Linked DNA regions of Homo sapiens: region 1 is linked to region 2. The links are chromatin contacts, found by Hi-C or POLR2A ChIA-PET in ENCODE. All regions are on one chromosome and are shown on one strand. The core of a region is the stretch at or near the end of the contact, and the rest is flanking DNA. Distances in the headings are between cores, read along the strand shown. Region 1 has its middle 17 kb from the start of GPR55. Region 2 overlaps GPR55 (G protein-coupled receptor 55).

Region 1 (6,430 bases), core at 421-2,920, 35 kb before region 2:
CTGCTTCATGGAGGGCGATGTGCGGGAACCTTACCTGGTTCTTCCCCCGGCAGCGAGTGTGGGTGGCTGGGACAGCATCTACGTTCGTTGTCGCATCTGCAGGGCCTAGCGCAGCGCCTGGTATTTGCAGGGCATCAAGAATGATTCTTGGAGGGCTGAACAACCAGCATGAGGGCAGGCAATGGGCCTTCCTTGTCTTTGATACCGTGGCCAGGCCTGAAGAATCAGGATGAACAAGCGGAATGTGAATTTGTTATTTTTATTTTTAATTTTTCTGGTACATAGTAGGTGTCTGTATTTACGGGGTACATGAGATCAAAGTAAATTTGTGACAAAGCATTCAGTTATATTCTCTCCACTCCTGAAAGATTCTCTTCACCTTCAGTTAAAGCAAATCATGCTGTAGGACGTCACTGTTGAGTCATTCTCCGGGGGCTCCCAGAGACACGGCATTCTCGTTTTCACTCTGAGAATTAAATCTTGTGCCGGGTGTCACAGTCATCTCTGTTGTGGACATTTCCCTCTGAACTAACCAGCGATGGTTACTGGAAACCACGGCTCCTCCACCTCCCTCCACAGGCTTTCTCCCCTTCCCTTCCACACTTCTGGGGTTTGCCTGGGGATCCAAGTCTCTACACTGGTGAAGCAGGCACAGCTGTCAGGTCACAGACTCACGTGTGCAGGACCATAGCTTCTGGGTCATCAAGCTCATGGAAGCCCCCGGGACAGTCATGTGGGCACACGTTGGAGGGATGTGGATTTGCCCCTTTCCACACCACAGCTTTGCCCTGTCCAATGTCCAGTGGTGGGTAATTTCCTGGGAAGTCTCCTTGAGGTCCTCTCTGGGACCCGGCATCTGGGACCAAGATGCTGTTGTGTGTGTAATGAATGGCAGAAGGCATCTTCATGGAGAGGCTTCTCACTTCACTACTCTTGCTGGTCCTCCTCCTGGGCTAGGGCCAGGGAGAAGAGGGACAGCCCGAGGGCCCCTTCCTAAGACAGACCCTGTGTTAGGCCATTCTTATGTTGCTATAAAGAAATACCTGAGGCTGGATAATTTATAAAGAAAAGAGGTTTAATTGGCTCACTGTTCTGTAGACTTTATATGAAGTGTGGTGCCGGCATCTGCCCTGCTTCTGATGAGACCTTGCTTGCAATTTTGGCAGAAGGCGAAGAGGAAGCGGCATCTCACATGGCCAGAGTGGGAGCAGAGGAGGGGTGGGGAGGTGCCGCACACTTTCAAACAGCCAGATCTCGCAAGAAGGAACTCGCTGCTGAGAGGACAGCACCAAGGGGAGGGCGCAAGATCATTCATGGGAAATCCACCCCCATGATCCAACCCCCTCCACCAGGCCCCGCCTCCAGCACTGGGGATGACAGTTCAACATGAGATTTAGAGGGGACAACACCCAAACTCCATCAGACCCTGGACGGGGATAGCTCTTAGCTCTCCAGGCTCTTGCTCCGTGACCTACTCTGGCATTGTTGCCTCTCTTGCTTGGCCCCCCAGCTGGGGATGCCCGGAGACAAACATGGGCACTGCTGCTCCTGCCAGGAAATTCCTGAGCCCAGACATCTCTTAGCACCCATGCCCAGGGCTGGCTGGGCTTCTTGGCCCTCCACGGAGGGGCTGGCTAGTGGGAGAGGAGAGGAGGTGCACAGGAAGGAGGGGCTGCTCTGGAAGGCAATAGCCAGCCAAGCTCTCGGGCAGTCTGGGGGCGGGGAGCCAGCCAGGATGCTGTCCTGCTAACAGGGGATGGCTCCGGATGTAGATGGGCCTTGACCTGGCTCTAGTCCAAGCACTGCCCGGGATGGCCTCTGCTGGGGCCTCAGTTTCCACCTCTCTACAATGGGCACAGTTGTGCTACAGAGAGCGCTCTCTCTCTCCTCTCTCTCTCTTTCTCTCCTCTCTCTCTCTTTCTCTCCTCTCTCTCTCTTTTCTCTCTCCCTCCTCTCTCCTCTTCTCGTCTCTTCTCTCCTCTTCTCTTCTCTTCTCTTCTCTTCAGGTCACAAGGACAAATCCTAGGGGAACAGAAGCAGGATGGAACTCTGACTTCAGAGCCCCAGGGTCGTGCTCTCACTCTGTTCATTGGCAATGATGAAGGAAAAATTGGTCTGCTTTCACCCAGCTCTCCCTAGCCTGCCCCTTCTCCTGCCCCTTCCGTGTCTCTTCCCCCTTACCCCATTCTTGTGGATGGGGGTGGGGGTGGAGAGTGGGGGGTTCCTTCTTCTGGGTCTGGTGCCCACCCTCCCCATCGGGCCCTTCTCAAACAGCCAAGCTCCCATCTCCCACTGGCTGCCCCTGGCCTTTGGACCCTGCCACCCTGCAGCCCCCTGAAGTCCCTTCCCCCATGGCCCACCCTCCCTCTGCTCTTTTGGCTTGGCCTCCCTCTCTGCTCTTCACTCCTCCTGTGCCATTGACCTCCCTTTTGGCCTTTCTCTGGCCTCCAGCCACCAGGGCAGATGCTCTACTGCCCCCTGCCGCTCTCCCCCCACACCTGCCTCTTCCACCTGCCCTCCATTGGCCCTTCCTGCAAAACGTCCTGGGGGCCTGAGTGGGGAATGGAGGCTGGAGGGCAGTGGCTGGGTCCCTTGTGGGGTTGGTCTGGGACTCCTGCCCCTGAGGACTAAGTAATTCTCTCTCTCAGCTGCTCTGCTGGGGACACTCCCTGAGGGAGGCAGGGCCAGGAGGCCCGGCTGAGGCAGGAGAAGGAGGCAGAAGAAGGAGGCAGGCCCTTGCCTCTGTCCTGGGCCCCCTTTCTGTGATCTTCTGGCATTCTCAGGGGTCTGCCCAGCCCTGGAGTGTGAGTGTGGGGGTGGCCCCTCTGAACGTATTCTTGCTGTTCTGTTGGTTCTGACAGTGTCCTTCCTGCCCCTTCTGGTCTGTGTCACATTCACTTTAATCTCAAAATGTTTTCTGAAATTGCTCAGAAAAGAAAAGGCCCAGTATAGCCCCCATCACAGGGAGGGTAGCTCAGAGGGGGCCACTACCCCGGGCATCAGGCTCCCCTGCACTCTGGATCCCAGAATGTCCAGGACCCCTGGGCTGGAGAACAAAGGGCCATCTCTCAATGATCAGTCAATAACTCATCAAATATTTCTTAAAGAGAGCAGACAGGATCCCTTAGATCTTACAATGTAAGATGCAAATAGATATCAAACAAATACTTGAAATATTTTAATGTTTAAGATATTTAAAAAGCACAACTTTTGGAGGAAGATGAAGGCATGACATGAGCTGATAAAGGGGACCCCGAGTTGAGCTGGAGATCAGGGAAGGCCTCCCTGGGGGAGTGACGTTCAACCTGAGACCTGAAGGACAGGGAGTCACTGCGGATGTGACCCAGAGCCAGAGATGAGACTGGGACCTCATTTGTCCCTGAGCTTCCTCCAGCCACAGTCCAGCTCTGCTTGGTGACGGCATCGCAAATAGGAAAGTCACGAGGTGGTAGGTGGTGGTCCCAGGGAGGGAAGGCCAGGAGACCGAGTGTGGGAAGTGGTGGGCACACAGCTCACCATGGCAGAGGAGGCAGAAACACATGTGGCCATGGGAGAGCCCAGGTTGAGCGTCCTGGGTCTGGGAGCGGGGGCAGGCCCCCCAGGATACCACCCTGGGTTCAGGTTCAAATGCTATGCTCAGTCTGGGGGACTTCTGGTGCTTGTCTTTCTTCCAGCAAAGGGCCCTGCTCACTGTGGACTCTGGGCACTCAGAGGGCAGCTGCGCTGGCCACCAGCAGCCAGCCAGGTCAGGACCGCACTCCTGCAGCCTCCCTGGGAGTGGCCGTGGGCTCCTGTGGGGTGCTGGACAGAGCATCTAGAGGGTTCTCTCTGAGCCTGGAGGCACCCAGGCATCAGGCCCTCCAACCCCTTCTTTTCTTTTTTTTTTCTGGAGATGGAGTCTTGCTCTGTCGCCCGGGCTGGAGTGCAGTGGTGCCATCTTGGCTCACTGCAACCTCCGCCTCCTGGGTTCAAGCAATTCTCCTGCCTCAGACTCCTGAGTAGCTGGGACTACAAGTGCACACCGCCACGTCCGGCTAATTTTTTGTATTTTAATAGAGATGGGGTTTCACCGTATTGCCCAGGCTGGTCTAGAACTCCTGAGCTCAGGCAATCCACCCGCCTTGGCCTCCCAAATTGTTGGGATTACAGGCATGAGCCACCATGCCTGGTCTCCAACCCCTTCTTAATTCCTCCCTGCAGGCCCCGGTGCAGCCAGGGATACTCCCGTTTCCCACCCAGGGCAGGCAAGGAAAGCCTGGACTGGCCAGAAACGCAGGCAGCACTTTCATACTCTTCGACCTGCCCAGCTGGGGCGAGGCGGCCACCCAGCAGCAGCATGGGCCCCCAGGGAGGCAGGTGCTGTGAATCCTGGCCCAGTGACCCCTGAGAGCTCACAAACAGGGCACAGGGTGCTGCCCACTCTAAGGAGGCACAGTGTGGACTGGCTCCTCCCTAAGCACAGCCTGGTGTGTGTCAGGGTCCAGAATGACGCTGTCTTCGGCCCCTGCAGACTTCTCAGTCTTGATAAGCGCCTTCCTGCAGGACGAGTTCATGCTCTGGAGACACCTTCCACTATCTTCAGGGGGCTGCTTCAGAATTCACAGCAGTTTTGGGCCTGGGGAGCCTGGACCCCTCCCACTGATGGCCTTGAATCTGCAGATGATTATGAAGAGAACGCAGCCTGTCAGGAAACCCCAGCCTTGAGCTCTGAATTTTAATGCCAAGGGTGGGTGCCAGGAGGGAGGTGGCTGTGTAAGCGCCGCCCCCACTGAGACCCCATGAGCGGTTAGCCCCCTTCCTCGCTTTCTCCATCTGGCTGCTGGGCTCTGGTCCAGGTGCAGGCTGAAGGGCCTCCCGCCTGCCCCTGGGAGGCTGTAGCTGCCCCAAGCCATTTGCATCCACCCTTCAGGTCCCAGCATCGCAGGACTCCAGGGGGGCCACGTAGCTCAGGGATGGGAGGACTGGCTCTTTCTGGTGCCTGGCAGGACACTTTGGGCCTACTGGGGGTGGCAGTGGCAGGCCAAGGAGATGCCTGGGGTGGGAGGATTAGCTGTCCCCGCCCCCGCCAACACACCCCTGTCTCCCAGGGGTATGATGTCTCTTCAGCCTGTGACTGTCTCTCCCCGCTGCAGCCTGCTTGCCCCTGGGTGGGGAGGGATGGTGGCACTGGCTTCCTCCCGAAACAAGGACTTCCTCCACCCATCGTGCCTGGGGATGCCGGCTGGCCGTTCAACTTCCACACTATCTCCTCACCTGGTTCTACCCGGGCTCCTTGTTCCCTTTAGAGCAAGCACTGGCCTGCACGCCAGGCTCTCCCCCTTCTCCAGTGTTACATGGACACGGCCCTGTTATTGCCAGAGACCCACAGACACCTTTCCTTAGGGGTTGTGAATCCTCTGGCCTCCTGCTCAGGTGCTCTAGAAGACTCCCCCATGCATGTCTAGGGAGCCAGTGGTATGAGATTCCAGCTCTTGCAGCCCAGGGAGCTGGGCAGCCCAGGAGATGCCAACTTCTCAGGGCAACAAAATGGGCCACTTCCGAGAAGAACACCCCCAGACCACTGTCACCCCTTCTGGTTTGGAAACTTCCCTGGGAAGCATCTAAGGCTTGTCATTGCCTGGCTCCAAACTGCCCCACCCTTGAAGACCCTCCCTTCTTTCTATGGCCTGTGACATCTCCCAGCTCCCCCAGGCACCAGCATCTCAGACAGGGTTGACTGCGGGCAGAGCTGTGCCATGCCCACCCCAGTAAGGAGATCAATGGCACAGCTCCTCGGAGCCACCGGAAAGAGCCCTGCCCCCCCAGAACTCCACAGCCCTTCTGCCTGCTGGGGGCAAAGCTGAGCTCTTGGTTCTCTGTGCTCAGCCTAGGCCCCAGGGCTGCAGGGACAAAGGAGAAGTCTAGGGTAGGTTGCGGCGAGTGCTCATTGTTGGCTAGTCGGCCTCTTCAGTCTCCATCTCGAGAACTGGCCACACGGCAGGAGCCCTCTGTGCTAGATGCTTCCATGCCCCAGGCGGCGAGGTGGGAGCCATGCTGCAGCTGACTTTCTTCTTGAAGTGCTACTTGGGGGCGATATTTAATGAGCTCTTTAAAAGGCCAGGCCCTCCTGGAGTTGTTTACCGAGACCCAGAAGAGATGCAGCTAGACTCGAGGCTCTCATGAACAAATAATGAGGTTTAGAGGCTTTTTGTCTCCTGCCCTAAATGACATCCTTCATATCAGGCAAGGTCCCGAGATGCCACGGAGCCCACATGGCTGCCCCAGTGCCTCTGCCAGTGGCTGGACAAGAGGCCCTGGCTCCTTGAGCCTCCTCCAGCCTTGCCCTGCCCGCTGCTCCAGCCTCCAGGACAGCCTCGGATTTTCCGGAGCTGGTGAAGTTAAGCCAAATGAGCACCTGGGATCTTCATTTATTCTCTGATCCCAGCATCCT
Region 2 (6,632 bases), core at 2,363-4,862:
TGTCTCCTCCCTGATACATCGATATCTTGGGATCTCAGCACCTGCTAGCCAGGAAGTCATGGGAGGTGGGAGAGGCACAGGAAGGTGGGTCTCACGGCAGGACCTGGCCGCACTTGCTCACCCAGCTGCTTTCTGCCGAAGTGGTTAAGGAAGATGCCAGGCATAAATGTCCTTTCCATGCCATGCCCCTGTGCTCTAGTGAATGTGGCACATTCCATGTCTAAGGCCAGTCCAAGTCAAGTACACCAGCAGCATGGCCTCACATGTGGGGAGAGGGAAGAGTGGGTGAGAAAGGAGGGAGCAGGGAGGTGGGCAGAGGCGGGCAAGTGGGGAGAGGGTGGAAGTTGGGTCGTATTTGAGTCCTTCTAGCAACCTGGTTCTGGATGCCTGGATTGAACACTTGGTTTTTTCCTGCTCCAGGGCTACATACCTTGATGCAGAACCCCACAATGGCACTCACCCCCTCACCCCAAATTGACCAGGCTCGGACCACACCCCTGTGCAACCACACCTGCAGCCTTGGTCCTCCCGTCCCTGAGGCCACTTCTAATTTTCTGCCCGACAAAAGGCCTTTCCTTGCCCTGTGGAGACCTCAGGGCCCCGCTCCATTCCTTCTGGGAATGCCATTTCTCCCATATCTCTCCATTTTCTGTCTGGTTTTCTCTTTGGGGTACAAGAGGCTGCAGCAGCTGCAGACCTTATATCTTGGCAACTATGAATCCCTGACAAGGGACTCCAACCCTCTGCCTGGAAACCCAAGCAAAAGTTGTGTTGATTATCATGGCTTCTTGGAGAGTCAAATATCTGTCCCTGAACCAATGAACTAACCAGCTACTGTGTCCAGGGGAATGCAACGCTCTGGTGTCAATCATCCCTGGTTGCAGGTTGACTGTGTCCAACCATCAGGAAAGTGGGTGGGAGGAGGACAAAGGAGACAAAAGGAGCTGAGTCCTGGAAACAGCATTTGAATCCCTGATCCAGCTGCTCCTGAAGTCAGCCCTACCCTAGTTTTCATGTTTTCCATTATGTGAAACTGTCTCTTTGCTTCAGCCTGTTTGGGTCTGGGTATGTGCTGTTACTTCTTTCAACAAAAGGAGTTCTGATTTAAAAGACAGATGTCCATGCACAGCAGGTTCTATATTTGTCAAAGAAAAATGTGTGTATGGTAGAAAGAGAGTGAGAAAGCGAGTCTGGAATGATATACACAAAAAGTAACAGTGGTTGCATCTGGGCAGCAGGATTAAAGGTAATTTTTCTTTTCTGTGTTCTAGTTGTGATTCAATGGGCATGAATTGCTGTGTGATGCTGGGGAGGTGTTTGTGATTCTTGACAAAGTCATTTGAATCCATCACTTCAAGAGAGTGAAAGGAGCCCCGTCTGATCTGTTGGTGTTGTAGGAAGAAACATGAGTCAGCAAAACACCAGTGGGGACTGCCTGTTTGACGGTGTCAACGAGCTGATGAAAACCCTACAGTTTGCAGTCCACATCCCCACCTTCGTCCTGGGCCTGCTCCTCAACCTGCTGGCCATCCATGGCTTCAGCACCTTCCTTAAGAACAGGTGGCCCGATTATGCTGCCACCTCCATCTACATGATCAACCTGGCAGTCTTTGACCTGCTGCTGGTGCTCTCCCTCCCATTCAAGATGGTCCTGTCCCAGGTACAGTCCCCCTTCCCGTCCCTGTGCACCCTGGTGGAGTGCCTTTACTTCGTCAGCATGTACGGAAGCGTCTTCACCATCTGCTTCATCAGCATGGACCGGTTCTTGGCCATCCGTTACCCGCTACTGGTGAGCCACCTCCGGTCCCCCAGGAAGATCTTTGGGATCTGCTGCACCATCTGGGTCCTGGTGTGGACCGGAAGCATCCCTATCTACAGTTTCCATGGGAAAGTGGAAAAATACATGTGCTTCCACAACATGTCTGATGATACCTGGAGCGCCAAGGTCTTCTTCCCGCTGGAGGTGTTTGGCTTCCTCCTTCCCATGGGCATCATGGGCTTCTGCTGCTCCAGGAGCATCCACATCCTGCTGGGCCGCCGAGACCACACCCAGGACTGGGTGCAGCAGAAAGCCTGCATCTACAGCATCGCAGCCAGCCTGGCTGTCTTCGTGGTCTCCTTCCTCCCAGTCCACCTGGGGTTCTTCCTGCAGTTCCTGGTGAGAAACAGCTTTATCGTAGAGTGCAGAGCCAAGCAGAGCATCAGCTTCTTCTTGCAATTGTCCATGTGTTTCTCCAACGTCAACTGCTGCCTGGATGTTTTCTGCTACTACTTTGTCATCAAAGAATTCCGCATGAACATCAGGGCCCACCGGCCTTCCAGGGTCCAGCTGGTCCTGCAGGACACCACGATCTCCCGGGGCTAACGGAAGGACATCCTGTTCAGGGGAAGAAAGCCCTGGCCCTGAATTCTGGTAACGGATATCGCGTTCCAGGGTTTTGATGTGGTGGGATGATCCGCACCATCTTCACTGATGTGCTTCCCTTTGATGCCCATTGAGTGCCAGCTTTGCTCATTATACCCCAAAGACCTTTTTTCCACTGCCCAGACAGCTTATACCACCCAGTGTTCAGGGATCTCTGAAGAACCCACAGACCAGGTGAATTACTGATTTCTAAGTCCAAAAACTATAGAGCAGAAGAATTGAGAAAGAGAATGAGACCATGTCAACAAGGCTGTTTCCAACTCTCCCCATTTTCCTGTTCGACTGGGAGGTTCTGGAAAGAAAGAGAGAGAGAGAAAAGAGGTAAAGGAGGGAGCCAAGAGAGTCAGTTATTGGGGAGAGTGTCTTGGGCAGAGGTGGGGTGGTAGGGATGAGTGAAGTCCCTTTTTAGTTTGGGTGTCCCAGAACAGAGCAGACTTGCATTTTCCAGTCCCTTCTGGAACTGTGTTGCCAAAAGCCTCACTGAGATGACAGCAAGAAGGGGTGGTGTTGGGGCTGGGCAAGTAGCATGGATCACCCCAAGTTTCCAGTGAGCCTCAGAAAGGTGAAGGAAGCCAGCCACACCTTTCCGTGCCCGTGAGAAGACTGCAAAATGACTGAGTGGGGTGTTGATGACATCCAAGAGCCATGAGGGGGGAGAGGAAAGGACACTTCTGGGGAAGGAAGAAGACAGGCCCAGGGCTGGAAGCACACAGCCCCTCCCCTATCACCATCAGGGTGTCCACAGCACGGAGTGTTGGTGCTGGCCCAGGGTGAAGAGAGACAGTGAGAGACGGCCTGGGAGCGGGGAGACCCCGACCTGCTTTCTATCTTAAACAGACTGGGAAGTTGCTCATTACAGCTAGCTTCCTTGAAAACAATGGCAAAGAATCAGGCCTGCCTTGGTTCCACCATAGGAGGGTGGAGGAGGTGCTGTCTTACTCACCTGCATCCTGGCTGGGCAGCTGGCACCCGTGGCACTGCCCATGGAGCCGTCCCTCCCTGGCAGCTGGGAGGGAGATGAGGCAGCTAGGCACAAGGGTGTGGCCTTGAGAAAGAAGGCAAGGGGGGGTCCCTGCTGGTCCCAGGAAACTGTAAACAATTGAGTCACGCCTGGATGGCTTCTCAACGGATCTGGAGGAGGAGTGCAAGTGACAGCGGAAGCCTCCCAATGACTCAGCTGCTCCGGAGAGTGAAATGATGAGAAGGATCCATTGTGGGGTGGTTTTGCATGACAGAGCGAGTGGGATGAGGAGTAACTGATGAGACTTCATGTGAGCAAGGTCTTCAGGAGGAAAAGCAACTGAGGTCTACTTGTAGGATCTGGGCTCAGTGGGGGCTGAAGGGCTTGGGAGGGGTGGTGACCTGAGGGGAAGAAGAGAAGCATTTGGATAAACCTGGACCTGTGGGGAGGAGGAGGAGGAAGAGGAAGAGGAAAAGGAGGGGAAGCTGAGCCGTGGCCCTAGGCTTGAAGCCTGCAGGGAGTGCAGGGTGGGTGGGGAACCTGGCTGAGCTGCTTCCTGCCTGAGAGCTTTCCCAGCTGGCCTAAGAGCCATGGACGGACAGGAGTCGCCTTCTCAGGAGCAGCTCCCGCTGTTGCTGTGTTCAAGTGGCACCCTGTACACCTCCTCCTAGGTGGATGGAGGGAAGGGTGAGGAAGAGAGCGTCAATGAAGGGGTGGAAGTGGATGTGGAGGAGTGACCAGACCAGACCAGACCAGACCAGAGGGATCGGAGGCTCAGGCCCCCTGAGCTGGGCCTCTAAGAACCACAGCCACAGAGTCAGGCTCTGCAGACCCAGAGGTAAGGCTGCCTGGCTGCCCCAAACCCCAGACACTCCTCTCCTTGCCTGCAGGCTGCCCTCTCCCATGGCCACCCTAGACAGAGACCCACCCGTGATACTCTGAGGGAGCCAGACTTTCACATGCAACGGGGCATTTGGGGCTGGTTCGGGTCAGTGTCTACGGGTGGTGGATTTAGTGACCACCCTCCTCCCACTTCTTTCTCTGCACGAGGAGTTGGGAGCCTGCCTGGTGGAGTTGAGTGATGCCCGTCATGTGCACTTGGGTCTACCAATGTGCTTAAGGCCAGATGGGCTTCCTAAGAGACAAGGGTGGGTGGACCTAACCAACTATCATCCCCAGCGATGTTCAAACATAAAATCTTATCTATGTGCAGCATGACTCTCTCCAGGTGACAGAAAGGGCTCTAGACAGCTGAGAGGACCTGATCATGTAGGGAGGGACGGGGAGGGGAGCCAGGACCCAGGAGCTGCATGGCTGTAAGAGGAAGGTCCTTGGAGGGTATCAGCAGTCTCAGTGTGATGTGACAACTATGGACCTGTGGGTGTGCCCTGGGGACCCCTGACCCATCCCAAAACACTGTGGAAAGAAGGGCCTCTTCTCCGTGGGGACCCGTGTCTGTGGGAGCGGGCACAGGTCCATGCTGCAGGCCACTACGGCTGCTCGGCAGGAGGGCCGAGAGTTTGGACCCACATAGCTGCAACCCAAGCTGGCCCATAATCAGCAGTGGGGCCCAGCAGCACAGGAGGGGCGGACGGTTAGCTTTGGAAAAAATGACTTGATTAATCTGATTCGCCAAATAAATAGATTCATGTGATGCCTTGTGACCTTGTCTTGGACTAAGCTTACTGGACCCGGAGAAGAGCAGGCCCCAGATGGCCCCTGCCAGGTCACCCAACAATCTTGGTCTCTTCAGCAGCCACCTGGCCACCAAGTGTGGGGCTGCAGGGAGTGGCCCTCCCTGCTCAGGAGCACAGCTGGGCCTGTCCAGGTGACCAGGAGCCAGACCCTTTGGGGTCTAGTTTCCACTCCCCCACATCCACACGGGTGCTTGGTTCTCTGTGGTAGCAGCCAGGCTACACAGACCCCGCATACTCGGCTGCAGTCGACCCCACCCTGCCCTTGCCACCTTGTCCCACCACCACCTTGTCGCACTGCCACCGTGACACTGCAGCTGCTTCTACAGGCCCTGGCTTCTCTGCATACACAGGGGTGGGGGGCCCAGTATGAGAAACCTGCTGACCGACTGAGGGGCTGAAGAACTGAGGGGCTGAAGACACAGGGCCAGTCTCTAGAGGTCCTCCTCGGTGGCCCTTCCCTCCCTTCTCTGACCTCCTGTGGTGGGAATCCGACTTTCCAAGGGTGGATTCTCCTAGGTTCTTTTCCGCACTTCACAGTGAATTTTGCTAGCCTTTGGAGAGCTCCCAGAAGCTGTGCCCTGCTAGGCTCTGGCCTGGGCCACTCTCTGTCCTGAGTTCCCCACAATCCCGAGCGCAGCTGATCATGGCGTGGGTGCTGAGGGCCAAGGGGGACATCTTTGCTCCATCTAACCATCTCCTACTAATCTAGGAGCCACCCCCCATGTAGGCCACGTCCCCTAGGGATAGTGACCACCTCCGCTTGGCCCCAGGGAGGATTTGACTTGGAGAATGTCAGTTCACAAGGTGCATTTGTCAACTATATTCCTCTTGAGTTACCTCTCTGGGGACCCTCGGAAGCTGAAAGTCATGATACTAATACTATGTAATTGCCACAGGATACCAAAGACCTCTGGAAGCGTAAGATAACACCCTTGTAGCAAGACCACAAAGGGATGGAGATTGCAAAGGTGCTTGAAATGACTGAGGCCTGATAACAGTTGTAGAGATTCCTAGAGGTTAAAAAGGATTCAGTTAATAGACCAGTGCGGAAAGAAATTGGGCAGAGCCACTGTGTGGGTGTGAGGAGAGGCTGGCGTGCAGAACAGTCAAGAGGCAAGGGTGGGGACATCCCCATAGCAGGAGGAGCTGTGTGGGGATGCCCACGCCAGACCACCCTTCAACTGTCCTCAAGAGTCAGTTGTACTGTGGACAGCGACTTTCCAGGGCCAAATAAAGGCTGGCAGGGACCACTTGACAACCTTACCACTGCGGGGGGACAGAGGACTCAAAGACATGCCAAAGGTGCCTTTTCTGGGTGAGCACTCCCCTGAAACTACCATCACAGGCCCCACTGGCTTTTTCCACCCAGAGCTGGCTTCTCTAGTGAGCCGAGGGCACAGAGCCATGAACAGCCATTTGAGGGGGTGTGGATAGCAGGTCAAGAGGGACTCCAGGAGCTTGAAGTGGAAGGACAAAACAGACGTCCCTCTGCCCCACTGCAGGCCTGAGCGCTCCCTCCCAGGCCAGGAGCCTGCAAGATATGACCTCC

What was found. A loop is a pair of places that touch in the nucleus more often than their neighbours do. ChIA-PET counts read pairs that join two places held with the same protein, here RNA polymerase II (POLR2A). Pooled maps may share reads with other maps.
Region 1: a pooled map shows a loop between it and region 2 (4-fold over the local background). The contact joins two enhancer-like sites. A Hi-C loop is called at or near these places in 2 of 168 maps with a recorded cell type or tissue (HepG2 and endothelial cell of hepatic sinusoid), 17 of 37 single-sample maps with no recorded cell type and 14 of 50 pooled maps. POLR2A ChIA-PET finds 5 or more read pairs at or near these places in 8 of 52 experiments (GM12878, H1, HEK293 and 5 more).

What each region holds. Positions count from the first base shown.
Region 1 is chr2:230,938,576-230,945,005 of GRCh38, reverse strand. It overlaps a transcript of GPR55 not described here. Among named protein-coding and RNA genes, the nearest start is that of GPR55, 17 kb to the right of the region's middle. RefSeq lists enhancers at 898-1,117, 1,428-1,637, 2,568-2,617, 4,467-5,006, 5,007-5,547. Within about 2 kb of position 1,670, at least 2 of the 41 ENCODE cell types and tissues checked have a DNase peak (open chromatin) inside an H3K27ac peak, as active enhancers do.
Region 2 is chr2:230,905,736-230,912,367 of GRCh38, reverse strand. It overlaps GPR55 (G protein-coupled receptor 55), which reads left to right. Exons shown (of 2, transcript NM_005683.4): 2 at 1,272-5,040. The coding sequence starts at 1,406. The coding sequence ends at 2,365. Among named protein-coding and RNA genes, the nearest start is that of GPR55, 16 kb to the left of the region's middle. RefSeq lists enhancers at 3,422-3,541, 3,552-3,661, 2,717-3,916. Within about 2 kb of position 3,612, at least 3 of the 41 ENCODE cell types and tissues checked have a DNase peak (open chromatin) inside an H3K27ac peak, as active enhancers do.